Linked DNA regions of Homo sapiens: regions 1 and 2 are each linked to region 3. The links are chromatin contacts, found by Hi-C in ENCODE. All regions are on one chromosome and are shown on one strand. Each heading gives the region's core, a stretch centred on a gene start or an enhancer-like site at or near the end of the contact. The rest is flanking DNA. Distances are from core to core; before and after follow the strand shown. Region 1 holds the start of CNN3 (calponin 3). Region 2 holds the start of RHOC (ras homolog family member C). Region 3 holds the start of RNPC3 (RNA binding region (RNP1, RRM) containing 3).

Region 1 (2,700 bases), core at 122-2,621, 8.6 Mb after region 3:
AAGCAATCCTCCCACCTCGGTCTCCCAAAGTGCTAGGATTACAGGCATGAGCCACCACACCTGGTTCACCTTACTCACTTCTATTCCAGGACGGTTCAACTATGATGTTTTGGCTCCTCTTCTCAAGCAGCTTTCCACACCTGGTTCCATGATCTCTTCTGGCACAGTAGCTGGTATTTGGCAAACATAGGTTTCATCCTGGGATCTCAGGGATTGAAATCTGTCCTAGGTGTGCACCAGAAAGTGGTGGCAAGAGATGAAGCTTCGGAGGAGGCTGACCTCGGCCAGGATTCTTAAGTCTCAAAGTTTCAGCTTTCTCACCCCTCAACGGACATGAAATCTACCTATTTGTAACTCCAGGGAAGTAAATGAGATAATGTTTGGAAGATATCTAGTCTACCAGCTGCTCAGGCGGGGGGCGAAGGTTCTGTTCCCTGTCCCTTCTCTATCAAATGGCTTTAAAATCAGAAGAAAGTATTACGGGTAGGAAATGGGACTGCGAAAAAAATGGAGGCTGATTCTGGCCTAAAGGATACTTATCTCTATACAAAGGGCTTCTGATTCAAAGAGGCCCCGGGATTCAAAAACACAAGCAGAGCTACACCACGTGGGGTTTGGGACGAGCTGAATTCCGGATAAAGATGCCTGTAAAGAGGAGTTGATGCGAATCCAGAAAAGCACTTGAAATGCCCAGGCTTTGCATGGCACATTCCCCAGGATTTTTTCGCACCGCATTTAGAGGTTTAGACGGAGTGAGCTCGAATCAGGCCAAAAGCCTTAGGTTACTCCTGGGCGGCAGCGGGGCAGAGGTCAGATCAACAGGTGTGGAAGGCTGCGAGGTGAGGGAAGAAGCAGGTGTCGGTGGAGGCCCCAGTTCCTCCGGCCCAGAGGCTCCAACGCTGCTATTGGTGTTCCAGCAGCGGGCGGAGGGGTCCTGCCCGGCATCTGGGCGCGCTGGGCCCAGAGCCCGGGAGGAGGCAGACGGAGGCGGCGGGTCAGCGGCGGGCCAGCCCCGGTGGGCTTCCGCTCCCCTCCGCCGGCCCGGTCCGGCCCGCCGCGGAGGATGCCTGGAGGTTGACGTGAATGGCCTGTGGCTGGGAAGCCCCCAGGCGCCCTGCCTAGCCCGGGGGCGGGGCCGCCTAGCCGCCGGCCCCGGTGGCGTGAGGGCTGGGGCGGGGGCCGGGGACCTCGCGGGGAGGGAGCGGGAGGGAAAGCGGCCCCCGCGGCCCTTCAATTGGCCGCACCGCCCCTCGGCGCAGAGGCGGGAGGAGGCGGCCCTCCATTGGTCGGGCCCGGCGGCCAATCCTCGAAGGCCCAGGCGGAGGCGGGGGCGGCCTGTGGGGAACCGAGGTGCGGGCGGCGAGCGAGGCAGCCGGGTGCTTCGCAGCGGAGCTCGAGGCTCTGTAGCACCCAGTTGGACCCAGTCGCCCAGGCACCGCCCGCGCCCCGCGGCCGTCTCCTGCGCCTCCCAGAGGAGGGAGTTCGAGCATCCCCCGCGGCGGCCACTCCTCGGGGCCAGGAGCGGGGAAGCGAAGTGCGAGAGACCCCGGACCCCAGCGCTGTCTCTTCCCGCCGCCCGAACCACCATGACCCACTTCAACAAGGGCCCTTCCTATGGGCTCTCGGCCGAAGTCAAGAACAAGGTACGCCTGGCTCGGGCGGGCGCGGGGGCCCCCGGGGCACCCTTGGGCTGGCCTGGCGCTGGGCCGTGCTTCGTTTGCTCTTCGCGCTGTGGCTCACCGTTTTCCTGGAGAGGGGCCGTCGAGGCGGCGCGAGCGTCTCTGCCTGTCCCGGTCGCGTCCAGTCCCCGGGCTTGCGGGGCCGGCTCCCGGGCACCCGCCTGGCTTTGTTCCCGCGCCGTGGGACAGGACTAGTGGCTGGCGGTGGGTTCCCGGGCGCCTGGAGTCCCGCGGCGCCAGCCTTTCCGGCTGCGGGGGTCTCGGGGGCCGTTTGGTGACTGCAGAACGCGCCCTCCGGGAAGGGGGCGCTCCTGCGTGGCCACTCGCCCTTAGGCGGAGCCCGTCTGCGCGGCCAGGGACCCGGCGAGCCGCTGCCGCAGCCCCCGCCATCTGCCCGGGCCCCGGGTGCTGGCGGACTCCGCGCCTCCCCACGGGGAGAGAGACCGCCTAATGTCCCGCCGACCCCAGGGGCCCCGAGGAACGGAAGCCGGTCCGGGACCCATCACAGTCTCCGATCTCGGTGCCTGGGAGGCATTTGGAGGCAGATTGCTGCTGCTGCTTCTGCTGTTGCTTTTGCGGGAAATGGAGACAAAGCCTGAGCGCGCCACTGTGCGAGTGATATCTGCTTAGGCTTGAGACTTTTTATGAAACACTGAGAAGTTTGAAGTACATTAGACTTTCACGACATAAAGGATTATTTTTGTGGGTTGCTTTTGTTTGGGGCTTGTTTGCTGAGGCGGCTTATAGTTTGGAGCGATTGGGATTTGGTGACGCTCAGCTTTGCCACTGAGCCCAAGAATGCGTTAGGTTTATCTTTAGGACTTTTGGCCTGGGAAAGAGATGAGAGGCGTCCCCCTCCCCAAATCCTCTCCTTCCTTCCTCCCTCCCTGCATTCCAAGCCCATGACATCAGGGGTTTCTGGGGGGAGAGACCAGCCAATCGGCGCGGAACTGTGCACAGAACGCTCATTGTCTCCTTTCTGCTGTTCTGGCCAAAGCGCCACAAAGGAGGGCTGCCTGTG
Region 2 (2,700 bases), core at 130-2,629, 9.2 Mb before region 3:
ATGGAGATAGCTACCTCATGGGATTCTTGTAGTTAATGTATGTGGACCCAGGTCCATGTAATATGGATTCAATAAATGTTAGCTATCTTGAAATTGCATTCCTCATTTAGACTCTAAGTTGTTTGAAGGCAGAAATGGATCTTCCGAACATAGCTCTCAGTTCACCCTCGAGAAATGTTCATTGAGTCAGTTAAGAGGCCTGGGGCCAAACTGCTGCGGACCTGTTTTCACATTTGTCAAATGTCTGGATTGCACTTCAGATATTTAAAGTCTGTATGACTCCTAACATTCATTCATTCATCAAATATTTGTTGACAACCTATTATGTGCCACTCACTCTGCTAGACAACGGGGGAAGGGACAGGCTGGAGGAGCCCGTGAGGTAGCAGGGCCAGACCACCAGTTTGGAGCCAGACAGGCCCGGCTGTGTGAATTCTTGCTGTCACAAGTCAAAAACAGTTGTGTAAGCCACTTGATTTCTCTGAACCTCAGCTTCTCTATGGGCAAAAGGGGATGGGTATATTTTCCCCAGAGATCTGTGATGAATATTGAAAGGGTTAAGCTGTGTAGTGTCCCAAGCACAAGCCAATGAAATGTTGGTGGACGTCCTCATTCTACTCCCACCTCCTCAGCTCCCTTACAGGGAAAGGAGATACGCGTGTAGGTAAATATCCTATGCGCCAAGTCAGACCTAGGAGTGGGAACAGAATTCACAGCTGGGATCCAGAAGCATTTCTAGGCGCACCCTTTGAGGAGTAGGTAGGAATTGGACTCCTGGAAATTCCAGGCCCAGGGAAGAAAGCGAATTGTGAGGAGGAACGGTGGTCTGGGTCTGAACGGCTCTGAGAGGTCTTCAAGTTTGGGGGATGACGTTGGGCTGTACGATCCTAGGAACAAGAGGGTGGACATCTCCCCCCAACCAACACACCCGCGCCGGGCCCTGGGACCTCCCGGCGGATACCCTTTCCCAGTCCCGCTTCCCGCGAGGTCCCAGGTGCAGCAGGAGCGGGTGGCCGCTTGGCCACAGGAGGGCAGCAGCGGCCCTTCCTGACCCCACCCCGAGCACCTCTTAACTTTCCCGACGCCGGTCCTCCCCTAGGGGATTGAAGGCTGGGCAGAGTCTGAGTCCACCCGGGTCGTGCTCCCCCCGCTCGCCCGGCTCCTCCGCAGTCCAGGAATCTCCCCGTGGCTCTCCCCGACCTGGAGGGGTGGACGCCCCTGGCCCCCAGTCCCCGGCCTGCGGAGGGGGCCGGTGGCTGCGGCCCTGCGCGGGGCCGGGGCGGGCCGAGCCAAGGGCCGCCCCCGGCCGACCCTCCCCCTGCCGGGCCCGCCCTCCCCGCCGCGGCGCTGGAGGAGGGCGGGGCGGGGCCCTGGGGTCAGTCTGAGCCTCCGGCACCGGCCGCGCAGCTGGAGGCGGCGGAGCGGAAGGTACCCTGGGCCGGGGCTGCGGGCGGTGGGGCGTCTTGGGAACTCGTCCCCAGGAGAGCACTTTCCCTTCCTCGCTGGCCCGGAGATCGGGGCCCGTGCGAGGAGGGGCTTCGGCCTGGGCGTGGACCCCGTTCCCTCCAAGCGGAGTCGGCATCCGGGCTGGGCGGTGGTCGGACCGCGTCGGCCCCTCCCCGGGCTGCAGCGAGGGGGCCCGGACCTGCCGGCAGGGGCTCTGGCCTCCTGAGGTCCGAGTCGGAGCCCCTTCCCTTCTCCTCCCAGCTTCCCGGAACCTGCCCCGCCGGGCGAGGGGCGAGGGAACTTCAACTCAGACGCCCCAGCCCCCAGGGTGGGCGGCCGCAGGGGACCTAGAGTGGGATGGGGTGGGAATTCCTCCAGGCCAGGAGGGAGGTATGGCGGGAATAGGGGCGGGATGTGACCATTGGGGCCTGCCACTGCTCGGCAGGGTCTGGACGCCGCCCTGGACGGTTCCTGGAGCCCGCTTGTGTTGAGGATAAGGGAGATGGGGAAGGATCCAACTCTGTGTGTGTGTGTGTGTGTGTGTGTGTGTGTGTGTGTGTGTGTGTGTGTGTGTGTGTGTGTGTGTGTGTGTGTGGTGTGTGTGTGTGTGTGTGTGTGTGTGTGTGTGTAGAGAGAGAGAGAGAGAGAGAAAATGAGATTGAGAATCCTCCTTCTTCATACTCGAACCAAGAAAGAGTATCCTGGGGTTTGGGACTGGGATCCCGAGGCCGAGTCCCGCCCTCACTCTGGTTTTAAAGTTGAGAATGCAGTATCTCTTGGTATCTCCAGAACGGATTCCTTCCCTAGGTGTAGGGTGGGCCGGCAAAGTCAACCGGCCGCTCTGGATCATCTGGGAATTCAAGAGAGCGATTGGAGAGAGGTCTGATGTAGCCACACTGTCTTGTCTTGGGGAAGGCCCCAGAAGTTCCAGGCTCCATTCCAGGCCCTGTGTGGGGCTCAGTTGCCCCTCTTAAGGGGTCAGTGGGACAGTCCCTCTGGGGCTGCCTCTCACAGGGAGTTGTCCATGCCATCTTGGCCTTGGGCCTAGTGTCCTGGCCTGGGCTGCCTGCTGTTCTGGCCCAATCATAGCCTGGAGGGAAAGTCTTCTAATTGGGCTGGAGGCTCCAGGTCCCTTAACGCATGCCTCAACCCCGGGTTTCTGTCCTCTGCCTCCCACCACTCTGGTGCCGTCTGAATTACCCTGCTGGGGGGACAGCAGTGGCATACTCATGCCTAAGTGACTGGCTTTCACCC
Region 3 (2,700 bases), core at 144-2,643:
CTAATTTTGTCTAATCTGATACACGATGACCTGATGTACTTAAATTGAGCCATATATAATTTTTTTTTTTTAATTTGCAGGCATAAGTGACATTTAAACTGATCAAAATTGGTCTTTCTTCTAATTCAGTAACTCTCAACTTGGGCTGCACATTAACATTAAAATCACCTAGGGAAACTTTAAAACCACTGAGTCTTGCACCATCGCTATTCCTATTTTAATGAAGAGAAATCTAAAATATCTTTGGATATAAAGCAAAACAAAGTAATTGTGTAAATTCCTACACAGGTACTCTTAACAGCCCTAAAAAATTGTTCCCTAAAAGATGTCATCGGGAAATTTTTATGAAAAGCCTCTTTTTCTAGTTGAAATTCTGCATTTAATTTACGCAAGTCACCAATGTAGCTTCTCCTCTATTTTAATGAACGATTTAACATTGGCTTATAAATGAAGTAGGACTTTAAAAAATCCCTTGATGCACATTTGTAAGAATACTCTTGAGTCCAGGAGAAATAACCCCAAATTCAAAAAAGTTGTGAGGCTCTCAGGATGGATCCGAAAACTCAATATAACTAAGCTAATTTCCATTCTTCTGCTTTGTCGTTCTCACTTGCCCTTTTCTGCAGTGCTATGACTAATCCAGACTCGAGCCGATTAAAACTCCACTTCGCAGAGCAGATATTTTGATAAAAAAGAGGTAGGATGGGGGAGCTCTCATCACACAAGTCCATCTTCCCCACTCGTTTCCATTTTACTCTTGTCAGCGCTCCCCCTCCCCGGTCACTTCCCAAATGCCTTCCCGGGAGACTCCGGAGGGGCGCGCCCTTACCAGTCGCCCCTTATCTGACAGGACCCGCACAGACTGAGCCCCGAAGTACTTCAGCAAGTCCTCTTTCTCCTCAGCAGTAAGCTCAGCCGGCAGGTGCCTGACCAGAAGGGTTCGGTCGCCCCGAGGCGGGGAAAGCGAGGAGGAGCTCGTGCATCCCCTTGATATCGCAAGCGGCTGCTCGGGAGCTGCCATTTTCCTTGGAGAAGCAAAAACAGAAATCGTGGGAAGAAGTCTCAGTCAAAATCGCGGCATCAACACAAGCTGGGAGAAATATTTTTTCCGCCTCGCGCTAAGGATTCTGGAAACCAGGAAATACCGAGAAAGAAAGTCACCTTCTCGCGAGAACTGCGCCACCGAAAAGCGGCAACCCTTCGAAGACTCTTCGGGGAAGGGCGCGGTGCTAATGATTTAAATTCCAGGGGTCTCCGGAAAGACTTACAAGCAAAAATTGGCCCAGAGATGTGCGAGGGTTAACACAAGTTGTCAATCAAAGAAGGAAACAGGAACCCCAGCCACTTCAGGGAAAGAAGGTTGACGCTCAAGGACAAGAGGACTCACGACTGCGCATGTGCGGGCTGGGACCGTCACAGGGCGGGGCGGGGCGCACGGCGGGGCGGGGCGCACGGCGGGGCGGGGCGCACGGCGGGGCGGGGCGCACGGCGGGGCGGGGCGCACGGCGGGGCGGGGCGCACGGCGGGGCGGGGCGCACGGCGGGGCGGGGCGCACGGCGGGGCGGGGCGCACGGCGGGGCGGGGCGCACGGCGGCGAGCGCTATCTGGAGCTGACCGTGCGGCTCTTAATCCCTGGCCTTGGGAAAGTGAATTGGCCTGAATAGCAAGGAGGAGAACTTGGGTGTGGAAATACCGGGTATGTTCTTACAGTATTTAGATGGTAAAATATAAAGCTAGCCAGTTATTCTGTCAACTCATTAGACACCATTGTAGGGAGGAGAACTCAGTTTAAGGGGCAAAACGTTGAGAGTTCAGACTTTTTTCTTGAATCAGTAGGCATTTAGCAGACGGATAGGCCCCTGCCAGGGTTCATTTCGCAGAAATGGCAGCCTCTAGGGAGAGGTAACCTAATAAATAAATTATTGCATGTGTGTGTATGTGTGTGTGTGTAGGGGTGTGTGTGTGTGTGTGTGTGTATGTGTGTGTGTGTGTAGGTGTAGGTACTTTTCTCCCTATTTTACAGCTGAGGACACTGATGTACAAAGAGGTTAAATCACACAGCTAGAAAGTGGAAGAACTAAGTTTTGACCCTTGGTGTTCTGACTGGGGGTCTACATTCTAATCCACTGTTCTGCCTAGATTCTGAATGGAGTGAGGCAGGGATCATCCCCGGAGGGTCAGGAATGTACCCCTCACCCCATACAGAGAGGGCCTTGAGGATTCTAAAGAGAGGTTTTATGCTAGATGTAGCTGCTACAGTCTGGAGAACCAGAGTTCCTCTTACAGTTCTTTTTGCCACTTAAATAAATGTTAGAGATACAGCAGTAAGCAGTATACCAGCAATCTGCTGTCATCCCGCATTGGTTGGGGAAAAGGAGAGAGACAGATATTAATGAAAACTAGAAGACAAACATGAGAAGAACCTTCCCCACACACCCACCAAAATATCAGATAGGTAGAGCCAGACCACGTAGACGCTGTAGATTTGTTAGGAGCCCTTTTTATTTGAGGAACATTTAGAAACTGACAAATTCTTTAAGTAGGTGTGTGTTGAGGGGAGAGAATCAAAGTTTAGGTATGAAAATTTCTCCGGTTGCAATGCAAAAAACAGAAGCAGAAAGACCAGTTGGACTACTGTAGAAGTCTGGAGAAAAACACTACCATAATAGTTTGGTGAAAGTGGACATGTAGAGAAGGAAC

What was found. A loop is a pair of places that touch in the nucleus more often than their neighbours do. Pooled maps may share reads with other maps.
Region 1: a loop to region 3 is called in a pooled map, with 6 times the contacts of the local background. The contact joins the promoter of CNN3 here to the promoter of RNPC3 in region 3. A Hi-C loop is called at or near these places in 4 of 50 pooled maps.
Region 2: a pooled map shows a loop between it and region 3 (5-fold over the local background). The contact joins the promoter of RHOC here to the promoter of RNPC3 in region 3. A Hi-C loop is called at or near these places in 2 of 50 pooled maps.

The regions. Positions count from the first base shown.
Region 1 is chr1:94,925,781-94,928,480 of GRCh38, reverse strand. CNN3 (calponin 3) reads left to right here and starts at 1,371. Exons shown (of 7, transcript NM_001839.5): 1 at 1,371-1,643. The coding sequence starts at 1,587. CNN3-DT (CNN3 divergent transcript) reads right to left here and starts at 2,121. Exons shown (of 3, transcript NR_168377.1): 1 at 1,741-2,121. RefSeq lists silencers at 854-1,733, 1,834-2,263.
Region 2 is chr1:112,705,806-112,708,505 of GRCh38, reverse strand. It overlaps RHOC (ras homolog family member C), which reads left to right and starts at 1,379. Exons shown (of 6, transcript NM_175744.5): 1 at 1,379-1,428. RefSeq lists a silencer at 940-1,659.
Region 3 is chr1:103,524,392-103,527,091 of GRCh38, reverse strand. It overlaps RNPC3 (RNA binding region (RNP1, RRM) containing 3), which reads right to left and starts at 1,393. Exons shown (of 15, transcript NM_017619.4): 1 at 830-1,393. The coding sequence starts at 1,021. It overlaps RNPC3-DT (RNPC3 divergent transcript), which reads left to right and starts at 1,584. Exons shown (of 4, transcript NR_168321.1): 1 at 1,584-1,696. RefSeq lists an enhancer at 942-1,181 and a silencer at 1,502-1,601.